2 separate regions of the Homo sapiens genome follow, and region 2 is linked to region 1. A link is an interaction called in ENCODE POLR2A ChIA-PET data of the cell type or tissue named here. Cell type or tissue: B cell. All regions are shown on one strand. Each heading gives the region's core, and the rest is flanking DNA. Links, peaks and the distances in the headings are about the cores only. Region 1 overlaps CACNA1I (calcium voltage-gated channel subunit alpha1 I). Region 2 overlaps GRAP2 (GRB2 related adaptor protein 2).

Region 1 (4,386 bases), core at 255-4,254:
CCAGACACTTGGGAAGTGGAGGCAGGAGAATCACTTGAACCTGGGAGGTGGAGGTTGCAGTGAGCCAAGATAGTGCTACTGCAATCCAGCCTGGGTGACAGAATTAGACTCCGTCTCTAAAATAAATAAATAAATAAATAAATAAATAAAAACTTTATTCTGAAAAGGGGCTTGTGGCACAGAAAAGGTTAAGAACCCCTGTTCTAGAAGAGGAGTCAGTCATGCCCAGTGCTGCTGGCACATGCGAGTGAGAATGCCTGCTGCATCTGTGTGCACACGTGTATAAGGGGTGCAGGTGCATGAGAGGCAGCAGCTCTCCTTGGGAATGCACACATGAACACAGACGTGTGTTCAGGGGCAGGCAGGGGAGACACGCGGCAGAGGACAGGTCCCCAGGGAGGCTGGAGAAGAATGTAATCCACACTGGTCGAGCCCTCACCCTCTCAGTTCAATGGCTGCTTGGGAGAAGGGAGGCATCAGAGGCACGGTGAGGTCCCAGAGGAGGCATCTGCAGCCCCTGCCCAGGAGTCAAGGAAGCCTTCCTGCCTGCATACTTTCTGTGTGGTTGGGCTCCCGAGGCTGGATCAGCCCACAGACAGTGGGACCCTGGCCCCCAGGGACCTGCCTGGCCCTTCTCTTCAGCTGTGATGGAAGCAGCTGTGTCTGGCAAATCTCTTCGGCTGGAGCATCCTTCCTGTGGACCTTCCACCTTGGCTTCTCATCCCAGCTGGCAGCCTCTGTTTCCTGCCATTGCCTCCCCTACTCTGCTGTCTGCACTGGGTACTGAAGCTTGCTAGGTATTTGGGAATCAGAGACTTTGGCCAAATACAATGAGTTCTTATACAACGGGGATTCCAAGAAGTGGGGCTGGCGTAGGAACAAGGAAGGGCTCACTCCCTTGCCCCCTCCTGAAAAGGATCTCAATGCACTGAGATGGCATAGCTTATAAGCAGAACCAATCATGCCATTTGTCATGTGGGGAGTTCCTTGTCGCTGGAGGCATGTAAGCGGAGGGAGGCCTGGGACCATCTGCCTGGCAGGTCTCTTCATTTTATGGAGCAGCTTTCTGTCTCAGCTCAATCACTGTGTCATCTCGGGCAAGTGCTGTCTTCTCTGGGCCTTCATTTTCATGGCCATAAAGTGGGGTGTAATAATGTCTGCCATGCCTGTCTCCCGAGGCAGCTGTGGCCACAGGTGGAATGAGGTTTAAAGGAGAATTAGAAGACAGGAGGGTATGAGGTTCAAATCCTGGCTCTGTCCCTCACTGACTGTGTCCTTGGGCAAGGCTAAGGAACAGAGATGATGCCCATTCCTGCAGGTTGTTGTAAAGGTTCCTGTGGGGTTTGGCAATAGCAGGTGCCCTAGCAGGTGCCTGTGGTTTATTTTATTTTATTTGATTTATAATTATTATTATTTTTTGAGACAGAGTCTTGCTCTGTCACCCAGGCTGGAGTGCAATGGTGTGATCTCGGCTCACTGCAACCTCTGCCTCCTGGGTTCAAGCAGTTCTCCTGCCTCAGCTTCTGGAGTAGCTGGGACTACAGGCATGTGCCACCATGCCTGGATAATTTTTCTATTTTTAGTAGAGACAGGGTTTCACCATATTGGCCAGGCTGGTCTTGAATTCCTGGCCTCATGTGATCTGCCTGCCTTGGCCTCCCAAAGTGCTGGGATTACAGGTAAGACACTGTGCTGGCTGATTGTGGATTTTTAATAGTTGCATTTTTGTTTTTCCTTAAAGCAGTTGCTCTTCATTTTTTTTTTTTTTTTTTTTTTGAGACAAAGTCTTGCTCTGTCACCCAGGCTGGAGTGCAGTGGCACCGTCATAACTCACTGCAGCCTTGAACTTCTGGGCTTAAGTGATCCTCCTGCCTCAGCCTTCTAAGTAACTGGGACCACAGGTACATGCCGGCAAACTCAGCTGTTCCATTTTTTATTGAGGTTAAATGTACAAGTTGAGCTCACAAATCCTAATGTGCAGTTCAAGGCGTTTTCTTTCTTTCTTTCTTTCTTTTTTTTTTTTTTTTTTGAGGCAGAGTCTCACTCTGTCGCCCAGGCTGGAGTGCAGTGGCGTGATCTCGGCTCACTGCAAGCTCCACCTTCTGAGTTCACGCCATTCTCCTGCCTCAGCCTCCCGAGTAGCTGGGACTACAGGCGCCCACCACCACGCCCGGCTTATTTTTTGTATTTTTAGTAGAGATGGGGTTTCACCGCGTTAGCCAAGATGGTCTCGATCTCCTGACCTCGTGATCCGCCTGCCTCAGCCTCCCAAAGTGCTGGGATTACAGGCGTGAGCCACTGCGCCCGGCCTTCAAGGCATTTTCATATAAGTCCTCTCCTGGGGCCACCACTCAGGTCAAGAAGAACATCTCCAGTCCTGGAAGCTTCCCTGTCCCCCACCTGCCTTGGGTACTCCCCAACGTTACTGCTCTTCTGACCTTCTTCACTGTAGATTGGCTTCTCCTGGCTCTTAACTTCATGTAATTGGAGTTACGCGTTGTTTGCTCTGCTGCGTCTGGCTTCTGTTTCCCAGCAGAGATCCCTCCATGCTGTTGTGTGTTTCAGTTGCCTGTCCTTTTCATGGCTAAGTAGTACTCCATGCGGGCTTCTCATGCATGGCACTGGTGACATTTTGAGCTGGATGATTCTTTGTTGTGGGGCTGTCCTGTACGTTGTAGGGTGTTTTAGCTGCATTCCTGGTCTCTACCCACTAGATGCCGGTGTCCTATCCCCTCAAGTGTGACAACCAAAAATGTCTCCAGACACGGCCAAATGTCCCTTGGGGGACAAAATCATCCCTGGTTGAAAACCACCACCCTACCCCATTCTTCTGTTGATGAACACCTAGGTTGTCCCAGGTTGGGGCTGTTACCGATAACACAGACGTGCCTGTTCTGGGACGTGGCTTTTTGTGGGGTGTGTGAGCATTTCTCCTGGGTATGCACCCAGGAGTGGCCCCGCTGGGTCCTAGCGTGGGCATATGTTTGGTTTTAGTAGAAGCTGCTGAGCAGCCTTCCAGAGTGGTTGCTGCCTGTTTATTATTCATTGAATAAACGAATGAACGAATGAATGTGTGAATGAGTGTCCTCCCAAAACCCCAGGCTCTGAAACAGCTGATGTTCAAATTGGTGGCCACTGTTGCTCGAACACATGCTACACCGTCACACATCACGGGTGGTCCTGGAACAGGGATGCACACGGGCACCTTCCAGGAAGGAGCTGAGCCTGGTTCATCTCAGCACCCTGAGGCACAGGCCACGTATACAGCAGGTGGTCCTTGGATGCTTGTAGGCCTGGCCTCAGAGGAGCATGGAGCTGGCCCAAGAACTGGGATCTGGAACCTCAGGCCTGGAGGGCCTGAGGCCTGAGCTCCCCCTCCTTTGGGTTCACTGGGGACCAGCAGGGGAGGGACACTCGGTGTAGGTGCTGGTCCACCTTCCCTACCTCCCCGATCCAGGAGGATGGAGCCCCCAGCCCCTTTTCTCCACCTGATTTATTTAGACAACTGAAACGCACCCTGGGAAGTGGATCAGATTTTAGATTTGACAAAAATAAAAACAAACTTGGCCACCCCCGCCAAACCCAGCACTCCCGCCCCCACCAGCCTCCCAGAGCCCCCCGAATCACAGAAACTGAGTGTCGCCTGGGCCTGCAGAAGGAGGGTGGTGGTCGCCATGGTAACCATGCAGGCCTCTGGCTCGGCTCCTGGAGAGGAGGCTGCCCTGCAGGGCCTGCCCGGGCGCCGGGCACTGCCCCTCCACACGGTTGCTCTTCTAGCTGGGAACTGGCAGGTTTGAGGGAGCCCCAGCATAGTGGCTTCCCTGGTGACCCTGTCCCCTTAGTCCACATCCTGACCTTCTCAGGCCTTGGTGGCTAGGGTGTGGTGTGGTTATGATCTGGCTTAGCTGGGTTTTGATCCTCCTGGCTGGGGGACCTTGAGGCAAACATGCCCTTGCTGGCTTCCCCTCCCCTTCTTCCTGCAGGTAGAGCTTTCCTTCTGAACCACAGCAGGGGCTGGAGCATCTCTCTTCCTGACCCCACTGCATACAACACAGGCCTGGGTCCCCAGCAGGGACACAGCCAGACGGGCTGCCGGCTGGGCTCACCACTGACCCAGCCTCCGCTTCCCTCTGCCTGGCTGGGAGCCTCAGAGAGAGACGATGTGGGTGGGGAGGAAAGAGCAAATATTCCATTAAACCCATCTCAGTTGGGGGTCCCTCACATCGCAGACACTGAACCAGGTGATGGCAGGATGTGTGGATGAGAACATGGGATTTGCAGCCAGTGAGAGGCAGTGCAGATCCTGCCCCTGCCACATACCATGGGAGTGACCCTGGAACCACCTCCTGTGGCCTTAGTTTCCTTTCCTGTGAAGTGGGGATAACG
Region 2 (4,386 bases), core at 112-4,111, 360 kb after region 1:
GTCTTACGAAGCTCCTGGAGGGACTTGCCAAGCAGCGAGAAGTTCCTGCCTTCTCTGTGGGGCACTGTGATCATGTGACTGTCATCCACTGGAGACCATCCTTGTACCAACTTCCACCCTCGTCTTCCATTACAAAGAGAACCTGGTATCTTAAGTTTTCTCTATTCCTCAGAAAAGGAAAAAGGAAAGAAAAAAAAAAAAAACTTTGCTCAACTCTGCTTCCCAATCCAGCTCCTGATTTCTTTCCTCCCCTTTGTTGCTAATACTGGGAAGAATTCTCTACACTGGGCGTGCTTCACTTCCTCACTTCCCACTCATTCCACAACTCTCTGGAATCTGCCTTTTACCCTCCCTGCAACATTCTCTTGAAGTTCACCAGTGATCTCCTTAATGTGTAGTATAATGACCCTATGGAAATGTCTGTGGGATTGACACTGCTAACTGGCCCTCTCCTGGAAGCCCCTTTCTCCCTGGCTTTGGCAGCACCACCCTCTCCGGGTTCTTCTCCTCCCTTCCTGACCACTCCTACAGGTCTCATTTCCAAGCATTCTTTTTCCTCTCTTGATCCTGAAATATACACTTCCCTGAAGGTGCTGCCTTTGGCTTTCTGATTTTTCTTCTCACTCTGAGCCACCTCATCCACTTCTTCAGCTGCAACTATCACCTCTGTGCCAAAGACCCTCAAGTCTGTGGCTCGTGTTCTAGCTCTGGCCTTGCTCTTGAACTCCAGACCCAGACTTCCAATTGTCTGCTGGATGTCCCCACATGAACTCCAGCCCCTAACTCAGGATGCCGAGAATCACTCAAACCCCCATGCCCATCTCACCCCCATTTCCACCCAAGCCACTCTTCTTTCCATGTTCTAATTATTATCCTAGGTCAGTCACAAGCTAGAAGCCCCAATTATCATCAATGCCTCCTTTACCAAATCCTGGTGACCAGTAACCAACGTCTCCTGAGCTCCTGTTCAGGGCCAGGATCTAGCTAAGTGGTTTGCAGGCATGATTTCATCATCTCAGCAAACCTGTGAGGTAGGCATTCATTTCCCCTCCATTTCATAGATGAGAAACTGAGGCTAGGGATTAAATCACATGTCCACAGTCACACAGCTAGCATGTGACCAATCCAGGACCTGGACAGAACTCTGTCTGACTCCTAAGCACTAAACTCTGCTCTGAATGTATTTTTTTCCTCATATCTCTCAAGCAAGTCTCTTCTTCACCAGAAAGGAGTGTGAGGCAGTAAAAAGGAGCATAGACTTTGAGTCAGATGGATCTGAGTTTGAATCCCAGCTTACTAACCATGGAGACTGGGGCCCAGTCATCTGCCCCCTTTGAGCTTTAGTGTCTTCCTCAGCAAGTGGAGGTAGTATCCATCTTGCCGGGTTGTGGAGAGGATTCGAGGTGATGACCCTGTCCCAACGTAGACGCCCAATAAATGGTGGCCCGCATTATCGGGATCATCCATCCCCGCTGCTTCTGACTGCTCAGATCATTGCCACAGCTCCTTGACTGACCTCATTACCTCTTGTCTTTTTCCTCCTTCACTCATTCTTCTTACTAGTCCCAGAGGGATCTTTCCAGACAAATCAGATCATATCATTTCCTTGCTCAAAAGCATTCAGGGGTTTCCAATTACCAATTGATTGAGACTGAAAACATCTGGCCCCAAACCACTGTCCAGTGTCATTATGCACATGTACACATGTGTGCACACACCCACACAGAGACATCTTTGTAGATGTAACGCCCCCAGGTTGCACTGCAATGTATACACCGCCCTTTCTCAGCCTCTCCCCTATATACTCTGATTGCCCCTCTCCTACACACACATACTTGACCTCCTCTACCATGGAAACCTCGCTGGTCCTCTCCACTCCCTACCATCCCAGGGAAACAAATCACTCCCTCTTCAGCTCCTCCCCAACATTTCACATAAACTTCACTCATTTCCAGGCACTTATGACTTTGCCTCACATGGCAGCTATTTATAGGCAGGCCATGACCCTGTGGTCTCATGCACCCTCTATTTCTACCTCTCATTGCTGCCTTTGCCCCGTGGGATCCTAATTGCTCGTTTATGTGTTGTCTACTCCACTAGCAAAAGCTGTGCAAGGGCAGGGGCTGTTTCTGCCTCAATGTCTAGAAGAGCTGTGCCTAGAACTCCCTGACACTTGACGAATGAATGAACTTTCAATTCCTCTCCATTCCCTGAGAGCAATGTCATGCACGTGTGCACACAATGCCAGGTTCGTCTTTGTGTCTTCACAGCATCTAACACAAGTCATGGCCCAAAATAGATGCCCAGTACATATTTCTTGAATTGCTAAATTGCATTTCTTCCTGTTCATTTAGAATTCCATTGGAAAGCCAACCCCCTCCCTCTTTTCAAATTCTGTCCATTGCAGGTAAAGAGCAAAATGGGGAGGGCTTGTTGACTGAGCCCCACAGAATGTCTACAGGATGGTGATTGGTTCCCATGGCTGGGACTCCCCACATGTGATTGCAATGTCTGCCCCCCACCTTCCTCAATGGGTAACACACCCAGGATCCTCACAAATACTTTCAAAGCCAGCTCCTGACTACCCCAGCAATTCGCTTCTGGGATTCTCTGACTTGTTTGGCCTTTTGTGCTAAAGACTAAACAGAGGTTTTCATTAGAAAGGTACAAAAAAGTCTGAGCAGCCACCCACCCTCAACAGACCATCAGTTTCCTGGGGCAGAGGCCCCAGCTTATTTATCTCCATATTTCATGCACCTAAGTGCAATCAGCAGGTGCTCACTAGATGGTGATCTACACGGCATGTAGATCAAGATGGTGGACAGGAAAACGCTGCCAAATGACTTGATCCTGCTTCTCCTATGACGGAAACATTTGGAAACTCAGGAATCAGATTTTTTTCCTATTCATGCCACAAACCACCATACCTGCAGCTACACACAGCACCAGCCTCACATTTGAATTTGCCATTAAATTTGCCAGTAGCTTTGAAAAATATCTCTTGACCCAGTCCATTTCTGTCTCCTTCTGTAATGCAGCTAATGCGACCTCATTTCTTCCTGCTAAAATAGCAACCTAAAAGCACTAAGAGTTAATTCCACATAATTCATTTCTTCAATACTTCAGATTTTTGCTATGTTTCTAAAAGCTACAATTTCATCCAATTTAAAAATTCTTCCAGCCGTAATTTGGCCCTTCTCTTCCCACGTCTAACTTATTCACAGGCCATGTAACCCAAAAAATCATCTCTTAGGGAACATTATAAGAATTAAGAAACAGTCAAGAGTAAAACTTCAAGTGTTCAGGCTGAACGCCTTGCTCAGGTTTACACGATGGGTACACGAGATAGGGGGAACCGAACAGATGGAGAGATGAGAAGAACAGGAAGTGTGGGGCCCTGGGCCCACAACGGCAGGAGGAAACCATCTCCCCTCCCCTCAAATACTTTTCTTTGCAGAAAATGAGAATTTTTTTTAAAAAAAAACCTCACCTTCTATACATGGTAAAGAGCCTGCAAATTCACCTCTCTAGAAACACAGTGTTAGGCAGACCAAGCACCAGGTGGCGGAGAGAAATGGCTGGCATTGTGGGATAATCTTTCAGTTTCTAGAGGAGGTCTGAGGCATGATAACTAAAATTACAGAGCTGCTTTCAGGTCAGAAAATGAAGTACAAAGTGTGTGGTTTTTTTTTTTTTTTTTTTCTTTTTGAGACAGAGTCTTGCTCTGTTGCCCAGGCTGGAGTGCAATGGCGCAATCTCGGCTCACTGCAACCTCCGCCTCCTGGGTTCAAGCAATTCTCGTGGCTCAGCCTCCCAAGTAGCTGAGATTACAGGCATGCACCACCATGCCTGGCTAATTTTTGTCTTTATGGTAGAGATCAGGTTTTGCCATGTTGGCCAGGCTGGTCTCAAACTCCTGACCTTAGGTGATCCACCCGCCTCAGCCTCCCAAAGTGCTGGGATTATAAGCGTGAGCCATGGCACCCGGCCTCAACGTGTGGTTCTTACGGTGACAAGGTAGTTTCCAAATGGCCTCTTTTACCCCTTTCTGTGTGACATTTGCTACCCTGGCCAAACACCACATTCCCATGTGACGGGAGAAAGGAATTCCAATGCCATGAATTCAGAAGCGATGGATGGAGTGCAGTGTGCTCTTGTGTTTTTACGTGGCTACGAGGCGCTGCTGCTGGGTTTCCTAGTTCTTTTGACCTAGATTTTCTGCTTCCTCCCTTGCCCCCTCAGCACACACATACCCACATGTCCTTAGTGACACCAGCAGTCACATTTGATGTTAGAAACTATAAAGTTTTCTGTTCTCAGCAATCTCAAACTCAAATATGGGACACACTTTTATTCCTTCAGAATAAATGACTAAATTCAAAACAT

What was found. ChIA-PET counts read pairs that join two places held together with the same protein. Peaks named below come from ENCODE experiments on the same cell type or tissue, not always from the same donor. Only the 100,000 strongest peaks of a DNase experiment are listed, where the experiment ranks them.
Region 2: POLR2A ChIA-PET joins it to region 1 with 6 read pairs; 2 of 35 experiments call an interaction of 5 or more read pairs at or near these places.

Annotation. Positions count from the first base shown.
Region 1 is chr22:39,586,375-39,590,760 of GRCh38, forward strand. All of the region lies in intron 1 of CACNA1I (calcium voltage-gated channel subunit alpha1 I), which reads left to right. Among named protein-coding and RNA genes, the nearest start is that of CACNA1I, 18 kb to the left of the region's middle. In B cell, for the core only: no CTCF peak of the experiment used is centred there; no DNase peak of the experiment used is centred there.
Region 2 is chr22:39,948,337-39,952,722 of GRCh38, forward strand. All of the region lies in intron 2 of GRAP2 (GRB2 related adaptor protein 2), which reads left to right. Among named protein-coding and RNA genes, the nearest start is that of TMA7B, 9.9 kb to the right of the region's middle. RefSeq lists enhancers at 2,311-2,550, 3,315-3,484 and a silencer at 3,585-3,644. In B cell, for the core only: no CTCF peak of the experiment used is centred there; a DNase peak (open chromatin) is centred at 2,215.